Regions from separate parts of the Homo sapiens genome. Here region 2 is linked to region 1. A link is an interaction called in ENCODE POLR2A ChIA-PET data of the cell type or tissue named here. Cell type or tissue: Panc1. All regions are shown on one strand. Links, peaks and the distances in the headings refer to the core of each region. The heading gives the core; the rest is flanking DNA.

Region 1 (4,386 bases), core at 184-4,183:
GGCTGACTTTGCAGGTTTCAGATCCCAGGAAGATATTCCCCTCTGGGCTGCAGGTCATGGATGTACCCCGCTTTTGTCCCAAGTGTATCCTTATTTTCTGAGCATACCAGGGAGGAAGGAGACTTGATTTACCAAAATGGAGTTGAGCTCGACCCACTCTTCCAGGCTAGGCCCCTGCAGCCTCCATCTCCCATCTCTCATCGATTCCTCTATGGCACCTATAATGCTTTAATCACTTAAAAAAAATGTATGCTCTACCATAGCCAATTTTATCTTTTTTTTTTTTTGAGACAGAGTCTCACTCAGTCACCCAAGCTAGAATGCAGTGACGCGATCTCAGCTCACTGCAACCTCCACCTCACGGGTTCAAGCAATTCTCGTGCCTCAGCCTCCTGAGTAGCAGGGACTACAGGCCTGCACAAACATGCCCAACTAATTTTTGGATTTTTAGTAGAGACAGGGTTTCACCATGTTGGCCAGGCTGGTCTCAAACTCCTGAGCTCAACTGATCTTCCCACCTCAGCTTCCCGAAGTGCTGGGTTTACAGGCATGAGCCACCGCGCCCAGTCTATTTTTTTTTTTTTTTTTTAAGATAGGGTCTCACTTTGTTGCCCAGGCTGGAGTGCAGTTGTGTGATCATGGCTCACTGCAGCCTCCAACTCCTGGGCTCAAACAATCCTCTCACCTCAGCCTCCTGAGCAGCTGGGACCACAGGCATGCACGACCACACCCAGCTAATTTTTAGCTTTTATCACTTTTATATATTTGCATTCTCCCTTGTCTTACAGTTATTTCTGTATTTAAACTTATGTGGCCATCAAAGTGTCTTATTTCCTGAGGGCACTTAGTGCTGGGTCTTTTGTAATGTGGGTATTCCAAATGTCCTTTCACCATCAGGCAAGAATGAGCCTTCCTGGCCGGGCACAGTGGCTCATGCCTGTAATCCCAACACTTTAGGAAGCCAAGGTGGCAGGATTGCTTGAGGCCAGGAGTTCGAGACCAGCCTGGGCAACACAGGGAGACCCCCCCCCCCAACCTCTACAAAAAATAAATAAATGAGTCAAGCATGGTGGCATGTGCCTGTAGTCCCAGCTTCTTGGGAGGCTAAGACAGGAGAGTCACTTGAGTCCAGGAGTTTGAGGCTGCAGTGAGCCGTAATTGCATTGCTGCACTCCAGCCTGGGCAACAGAGTGAGACTCTGTCTCAAAAAAAAAAAAAAAAAAAAGAGAAAAGGAATGTGCCCCCAGTGTGGTCACCAAGGGGAATTTCAATGGCAGGGAATGGTGGAGCACCGGGCTCCTGGGGTAGATGTGAACATGGAGCTGATTACGTCAGGCTGATGAGGTAGTGCAGGCCTGCAGGGTGCCTCCAGGCCACTGGCCAGATTCCATCCCTCCATCCACTTCTCTTTACCCACATATGTGGCTTATCTGACTCTGATTCACTTTCGTTCATCTTTACCAGAACTCGTTCCTCATTCTCTACATTCTTGTGTCTCTCTTTACGCCTTTCTCTGGACACATTCTGTTCTTTGTTGTTGTTCCTGTTTGTTTTGAGAAAGGGTCTTGCTCTGTTGCCCAGGCTGGAGTGCAGTGGCACGATCATGGCTCGCTGCAGCCACTACCTCCTGGGCTCAAGCCATCCTCCTGCCTCAGCCTCCTGAGTAGCTGGGACTGCAGGCGCACACCACCAGGCCTGGCTAATTTAAAACATTTTTGTAGAAATGGGGTCTCACTCGGCTGGGAACAGTGGCTCAAGCCTGTAATCCCAGCACTTCGGGAGGCTGAGGCGGGCGGATCACGAGGTCAGGAGTTCAAGACCAGCCTGGCCAATATGATGAAACCCCGTCTCTACTAAAAATACAAAAATTAGCCGGGTGTGGTGATGCACACCTGTAGTCCCAGCTACTCAGGAGGGCTGAGGCAGGAGAATTGCTTGAACCTGGGAGGTGGAGGTTGTAGTGAGCCGAGATCATGCTACTGCACTCCAGCCTGGGCAATATAGCAAGACTCCATCTCAAAAAAAAAAAAGAAAGAAAACAAAGAAATTGGGTCTCACTATGTTGCCCAGGCTGGTCTTGAACTCCTGGGCTCAAGTGATCCTCTCACCTCTGCCTCCTGAGTCGCTGGAACTATAGGCTCGCAACACCACGCCTGGCTTGGACACAGACGTTCTTTTGCTAGTCTCCATTCTGGCTCTGGATGTGACTATAAAGACTGAGCTCCCACTGAGCTGGGCAGGTGTCCAGAGAGACGGTGACCCAAGGTCAGTGGGGGATGGGTGGGGGTGGAGGTCCCAGGGATGAAGCCGTCTGGGTGATACAGTGCAGATGGAATTCACCATGGGATGCCAGCATGCCCAGAGTCACTGGCCATTCTTATCTGCCCAGCTTCCCCTCCATATGGGAGCAGGCTTCTTGCATGTCTCTTCATCTGAGTCACCCTGGGCCCCCTCAGCTCTCCTCACCACTGTCATGCAGCTGGGCTGCTGGCTTGCTTGGATCTGTCTGGGCCCAGAGCCCATCCCAGACCCCCTTGTGTAGGTTTGTGGCTGGAGGGCTGGAGAGCAGTGAGGTGTAGGAGAGGAGGGGAGCAGGGAGCCTGACCTGGCCGGGGGTGTGGGACATGGGATGGCTGCCTCCTGCTTTCCTCCAACACAGCCAGTGAGAGCATGGAGTGGCATCTTAGGGTCTTTTCTGGGGTGGTTGTTATGGGACCTTCGCAGATGCATAGGACCAACACTGTCCTTGTCTCAGGAGCTTGTGAGGTAGTCTCTGTCCTGAGCAACGCCCTCTACTCCAGTGCAGACCGAATGCCACGTAGGAGGACTTTCCCGAGGCTGCCCACACTTGGCTTCCTCCTCCTTTTTTTTGAGACAGTCTTGCTCTATCACCCAGGTTGGAGTGCAATGGCGCAATCCCCTCCCGGGTTCAAGCGATTTTCCTGCCTCAGCCTCTCGAGTAGCTGGGATTACAGGCCCATGCTAACACGCCTGGCTAATTTTTATATTTTTAGTAGAGATGGGGTTTTGCCATGTTGGCCAGGCTGGTCTCGAACTCCTGATCTCAAGTGATCTGCCCGCCTTAGTTTCACAAAGTGCTGGGATTACAGGGGTGAGCCACCTCGCCTGGCCTCTTCCTGCTTGGACAGAGCGAGACTCCATCTCCAAAAAAAAAGAAAAAAAAAAAGGATTCAAATCCAACCTGCTACTGAGCCCTTTGTGTTTGCTCTGGACGCAGACTTCTCCCATGGCCATTGCTATAACCAGACAGCTCTGGCTCCAGTGAGCTGGGCGATCGTGAACAGGTCCTTTACCTTCTAGAGCCCCAGTCTCTGGAGAAAGAAGCCGACAGGGCACATGTACAAGCAGGAAATTCTGGGCAACTCCCATTTCTCCCCTGAGTCTTAATTTTCTTTCCTGTAAAGTAGAGATAATGATGCCAATTCCATAACAGTGGCATTAGGATTTCAGCGGATGGTATGAATGAAATGACCAACTGCATCCATCCATAGAAAGTCGTTAGTAGGTTGCAAAAATGGTGGCCGGGGGCAGTGGCTCTTGCCTGTAGTCCCAGCATTTTCAGAGGCCAAGGCGGGCAGATCATGAGGTCAGGAGACGGAGACCATCCTGGCCAACATGGTGAAACCCCATCTCTACTAGAATACAAAAAAAAAAAAAAAAATTAGCCAGGCATGGTGGCGGCCGCCTGTAGTCCCAGATACTTGGGAGGCTGAGGCAGGGGAATCGCTTGAACCTGGGAGGCAGAGCTTGCAGTGAGCTGAGATCGCACTACTGCACTCCAGCCTGGTGATAGAGCAAGACTCTATCTCATTAAAAAAAAAAAAAAAAGTAATTATTTGGCTGGGCATCGTGGCTGGTGGCGTACGGCTCACATGGGCGGACTACATGAGGTCAGGAGTTCGAGACCAGCCTAGCCAACGTGGCAAAACCCCGTCTCTACTAAAAATACAAAAATTAGCCAGGTGTGGTGGTGCGCGCCTGTAGTCCCAGTTACTCGGGAGGCTGAGACAGGAGAATTGCTTGAGCCTGGGAGGTGGAGGTTGCAGTGAGGTGAGATCGCCCCAACTGCACTCCAGCCTGGGTGACAGGGTGGAATTCTGTCTCCAAAAGAAAAAAAAAGAAAAGTAATTATTTTAAAAAATATATCTTTTCTTGAGCCCACTGGTTTCCTGAGGGTCTCCTGTGCTAGAAGGGGATTCACCAATGAGGCTCTAAGGTGATGAAACTCCAGACAGTCAGCAGGTCGTGCTGGGCCAGGGCCTGCTGGGGCAGGGAAGGCCACCAAGGGCTCTGGCCTGTGTCTGGCACTGGCCTGTAAGAACTGTGGAAAAGGAGGCCCAACTAGGTCATTAATACCACAGTAAG
Region 2 (4,386 bases), core at 145-4,144, 200 kb after region 1:
TGACACCCCTAACATACAAGCTTTGGACAAGATGATTTGAATGCTAACTCCATCTCCCATGTGGCATGGCGAGCCTTGTGTCTATTAAACTCTTTCTCTACTACAATGCCATGGTGTTTCTTTACGCAGCAGGCAAGAAGAACCTCTCAGGTGGTTACACATCCTCCTGCTCTCCTTTCCAAGCTAGCTGCTGCTGAAGAAGAACTAGAGGCAAAGCTGAGTGCCCTGGTGGAGGGGAGGACAGCTGCTTGCACTCAGAAGCCTGCACAGATACAGAGAGGTCAGCCACCATGGGAGTAGGGATGAGAAATTCTGTCCTGCCAAAACCCCCACCAACCCAAAGACAAAAGGAAAAGTTTGGCTGCCACGAGGAAGGACAGATATGCTGAGAAATTCCATCCCCAAGACCCAGGAGCAAAAAACTTGCCTGAGACAGAGACTAGCCCTGAAGAAATGGAATACCATGCCTCTGTCAGAGGCAGGTGAACCAGAGCAACTCCATCTTGAATAGGAACTGGGTAAAATGAGGCTGAGACCTACTGGGTGCATTCTCAGATGGTTAAGGCATTCTAAGTCACAGGATGAAATAGAAGGTCGGCACAAGATACAGGTCATAAAGACCTTGCTGATGAAACAGGTTTTGTAGCAGGACAAGCCGCAGACACAACCCCTCAGACACTGAGTTAAAGAAGAAAGGGCTTTATTCAGCCAGGAGCTTCAGCAAGACTCACGTCTCCAACAACCGAGCTCTCTGAGTCAGCAATTCCTGTCCCTTTTAAGAGCTCACAATTCTAAGCGGGTCTGCATGAGAGGGTCGTGATTGATTGAGCAAGCAGAGGGTACGTGACTGGGGGCTGCATGCACCGGTAATTAGAATGGAACAGGACAGGGATTTTCACAGTGCTTTTCTATACAATAGCTGTAATCTATAGATAACATAACCAATTAGGTCAGGGGTCAATCTTTAACAACCAGGCCCAGTGTGTGGCACTGGGCTGTCTTTTAGAAATGAAATGTGGATTTCATTTCTGCCTTTTAGTTTTTACTTCTTCTTTCTTTGGAGGCAGAAATTGGGCATAAGACAATATGAAGGGTGGTCTCCTCCCTTAGTTTCAGTAAAGAAGCCGGCCAAAACCCACCAAAACCAAGATGGTGAAGAGAGTGACCTCTGGTCGTCCTCACTGCTACACTCCCACCAGCGCCATGACAGTTTACAAATGCCATGGCAACGTCAGGAAATTACGCTATATGGTCTAAAAAGAGGAGGCATGAATAATCCACCCCTTGTTTAGCATGTCATCAAGAAACAACCATAAAAATGGTCAACCAGCCACCCTCAGGGCTGCTTTGTCTATGGAAAGGCCATTATTTTATTTCTTTATTTTCCTAATAAACTTGCTTTCACTTTACGGACTCACCCTGAATTCTTATGCAAAATCCAAGAACCCTCTCTTGAAGGGTCTGGATTGGGACTCCTTTCCTGTAACACCTCTACCATGAGCCTCACACCAAGTAACCCACAAGAACAGTCCCAAGCTGTTGGCAGGGTGAGGAAAGCAAGAACATGGGAAGAGATCTTGCTTTGAAAGCCCCCAACTAAATGGGGGTTTCCGTAGCAGAGCAGCTAGTAACCCTGCTTTAATGGGAAATGAAGGACATGGTGTTTGCAGTGTCCCTTTCATGGGTTGCTTCTTTTGTTAGCAGCAGCGAATCCACACGGGTCTGCAGCAATTCAATTCTTGCCTCCTCGAAGGAAATAATTCCTCTGAGGGGCATAAGGCAGAGTGAGAGACTGAGGCAAGTTTTTGAGCAGGAGTCAGAGTTTATTAAAAAGTTTTAGAACAGGAACGAGGCCGGGCACGGGACAGCTCATGCCTATAATCCCAGCACTTTGGGAGGCTGAGATGGGCGGATTGCTTGAGGCCAGGAGTTCAAGACCAGCCTGGCCAACATGGCGAAACCCCGTCTCTACTAAAAATACGAAAATTTGCCAGGCGTGGTGTCGGGCGCCTGTAATCTTAGCTACTGGGGAGGCTAAGGCAGGAGAATCACTTGAACCCAGGAGGCAGAGGTTGCAGTGAGCTGAGATCACACCACTGCACTCCAGCCTGGATGACACAGCAAGACTCTGTCTCAAAAATAATTAATTAATATAAATTTTTAAAAAAAGTTTTAGAGGAAAGAAAGGAAGTAAAGTACACTTGGAAGAGGGCCAAGCAGGCAACTTGAGAGATTCAAGTGCACTGTTGAGCCCCTGACTTGGGGTTTTATACATTGGCATGGTTCCGGGGGTTGCGTCTCTTCTCCCTTGATTTTCCCTTGGGGTGGGAACAGTATATTTACTGAAGTTGTGCACATGCTCGTTTGAGGCGTTCTTCCCCTACCAGCTGAGGGTTCCTGGGAAGACATAGATCTGTTGGCCAAGTGCAGTGGCTCACGCCTGTAATCCCAACACTTTGGGAGGCCAAGGCAGGAGGATTGCTTGAGGTCAGGAGTTCAAGACCAGCCTGGCTAACATGGTGAAACCCCCCTCTACTAAAAATATAAAAACTAGCTGGGGCCGGGCGCGGTGGCTCGCACCTGTAATCCCAACACTTGGGAGGCTGAGGCAGGCAGATCATGAGGTCAAGAGATCAAGACCATCCTGGCCAACATGGTGAAACTCCGTCTCTACTAAAAATAAAAAAAAAAAATTAGCTGGGCGTTGTGGTGTGTACCTGTAATCCCAGCTACTTGGGAGGCTGAGGCAGGAGAATCCCTTGAACCTGGGAGTTGGAGATTGCAGTGAGCCGAGATCACTCCACTGCACTCCAGCCTGGGCGACAGAGCAAGACTCCATCAAAAACAAAACAAAAAAGAAATACCACTTAAACTCTGCCATGTTGCCTCTTAGTGCACATGCTTGAGCCCACTCACCCAACTCCTGAGATCTTATCAGGAAGCTGCTTATCACCAGCCTCAGGTGTTTTCTGTCTATTGGGAAACCACCTTTCCCTGGCGCCAGCTACAACCAATTATTATTTCAGAAAGACAGTTTAACAACCACTTGACCACCACCTATTTGTCACTTGACATTACTGGGGAAGGGAATGGGGCATCCTCTCCTACCCTCCTCATGTCTGCCTAGATACCTACTCTAACATAACCAGCCACGGCAGGCCCAAGCTACTGGGGAGCGGGGCGAGCAAGAACATGGAAAGACACCCTGCTTTGAGAGCTACATGAGGGTCTCAGTAGCAGAGCGGCTAGCAAACCTGCTTTAAGGAGAAATGAAGGGAAGCTGGGTGTAGTGTTCACAGCGGGCTTTTCACAGGATACTTATTTACCTAATGGATGGCCTAATGCTTAGGGATCCCTAAAGGTCCCTTACTTGGGAAACTTGCTTATACTGGCAGACACCTCGTGGCTTTTGTGTGACCCACCACGTCCAGTTTATGCCTGCTGGATGGTCTCTCTGGCTCTGGGAGCCCAATCTTATGTTCCCCCAGGCGCCCCAGGGAAAACCCAGCCTCAGATTTCCCCTAGTTCTTCAGATGGAAGTTGAAAATTCAGGAAAGCACTTTTACCGGAAACAGGTCCTAATTCAGTCCGCAAGAGAGGGTTCTTGGATCTTGTGCAAGAAAGAATTTGGAAGGGCCAGGCGCAGTGGCTCACGCCTGTAATCCCAGCACATTGGGAGGCTGAGGCGGGCGGATCACGAGGTCAGGAGATCGAGACCATCCTGGCTAACACGGTGAAACCCCGTCTCTACTAAATACAAAAAATTAGCCGGGCGTGGTGACAGGCATGCCTGTAGACCCAGCTACTCGGGAGGCTGAGGCAGGAGAATGGCATGAACCCAGGAGGCGGAGCTTGCAGTGAGCTGAGATCATGCCACTGCACTCCAGCCTGGGTGACAGAGCGAGACTCCGTCAAAAAATAAAAAAAATAAAAAAATAAAAAAATTGGAGTGAGTCCACAGAGTGAAGTGAAAGCAAGTTTATTACAGAAGTGAAAAAACGTGAGAATGGCTGCTTCATAGACAGAGCAGCCCCGATGGCTGCTGGTTGGCCATTTTTGTTTCGTTTTGTTTTTTATTGTTTGTTCTTCTTTTTTTATTAGTTTGTTTGTTTTGTTGGTTGGCTATTTTCTAATGGTTATTTATTGATCGTATGCTAAAGAAGGGGTGGATTATTCATGAGTTTTCCAGAAGAGGGGTAGGAATTTCCCAGAACTGAGAATTCCTCCCCCTTTTAGACCATATAGGGTAACTTCTGGGCATTGCTATGGCATTTGCAAACAGTCACAGCACTGGTGGGAGTGCCATTTAGCAAGCTAATGTATTATAATTAGCATATTATGAGCAGTGAGGACAGCCAGAGGTCACTCTTGTTGCCATCTTGGTTT

Evidence for each region. Peaks named below come from ENCODE experiments on the same cell type or tissue, not always from the same donor. Only the 100,000 strongest peaks of a DNase experiment are listed, where the experiment ranks them.
Region 2: POLR2A ChIA-PET joins it to region 1 with 5 read pairs; 3 of 35 experiments call an interaction of 5 or more read pairs at or near these places.

Annotation. Positions count from the first base shown.
Region 1 is chr7:101,115,531-101,119,916 of GRCh38, reverse strand. No RefSeq gene overlaps it. Among named protein-coding and RNA genes, the nearest start is that of SERPINE1, 9.4 kb to the left of the region's middle. RefSeq lists a silencer at 2,260-2,493 and an enhancer at 1,792-2,493. In Panc1, for the core only: no CTCF peak of the experiment used is centred there; a DNase peak (open chromatin) is centred at 2,278; H3K27ac peaks cover 3,696 bases.
Region 2 is chr7:100,916,341-100,920,726 of GRCh38, reverse strand. No RefSeq gene overlaps it. Among named protein-coding and RNA genes, the nearest start is that of ACHE, 23 kb to the right of the region's middle. RefSeq lists an enhancer at 3,834-3,943. In Panc1, for the core only: no CTCF peak of the experiment used is centred there; no DNase peak of the experiment used is centred there.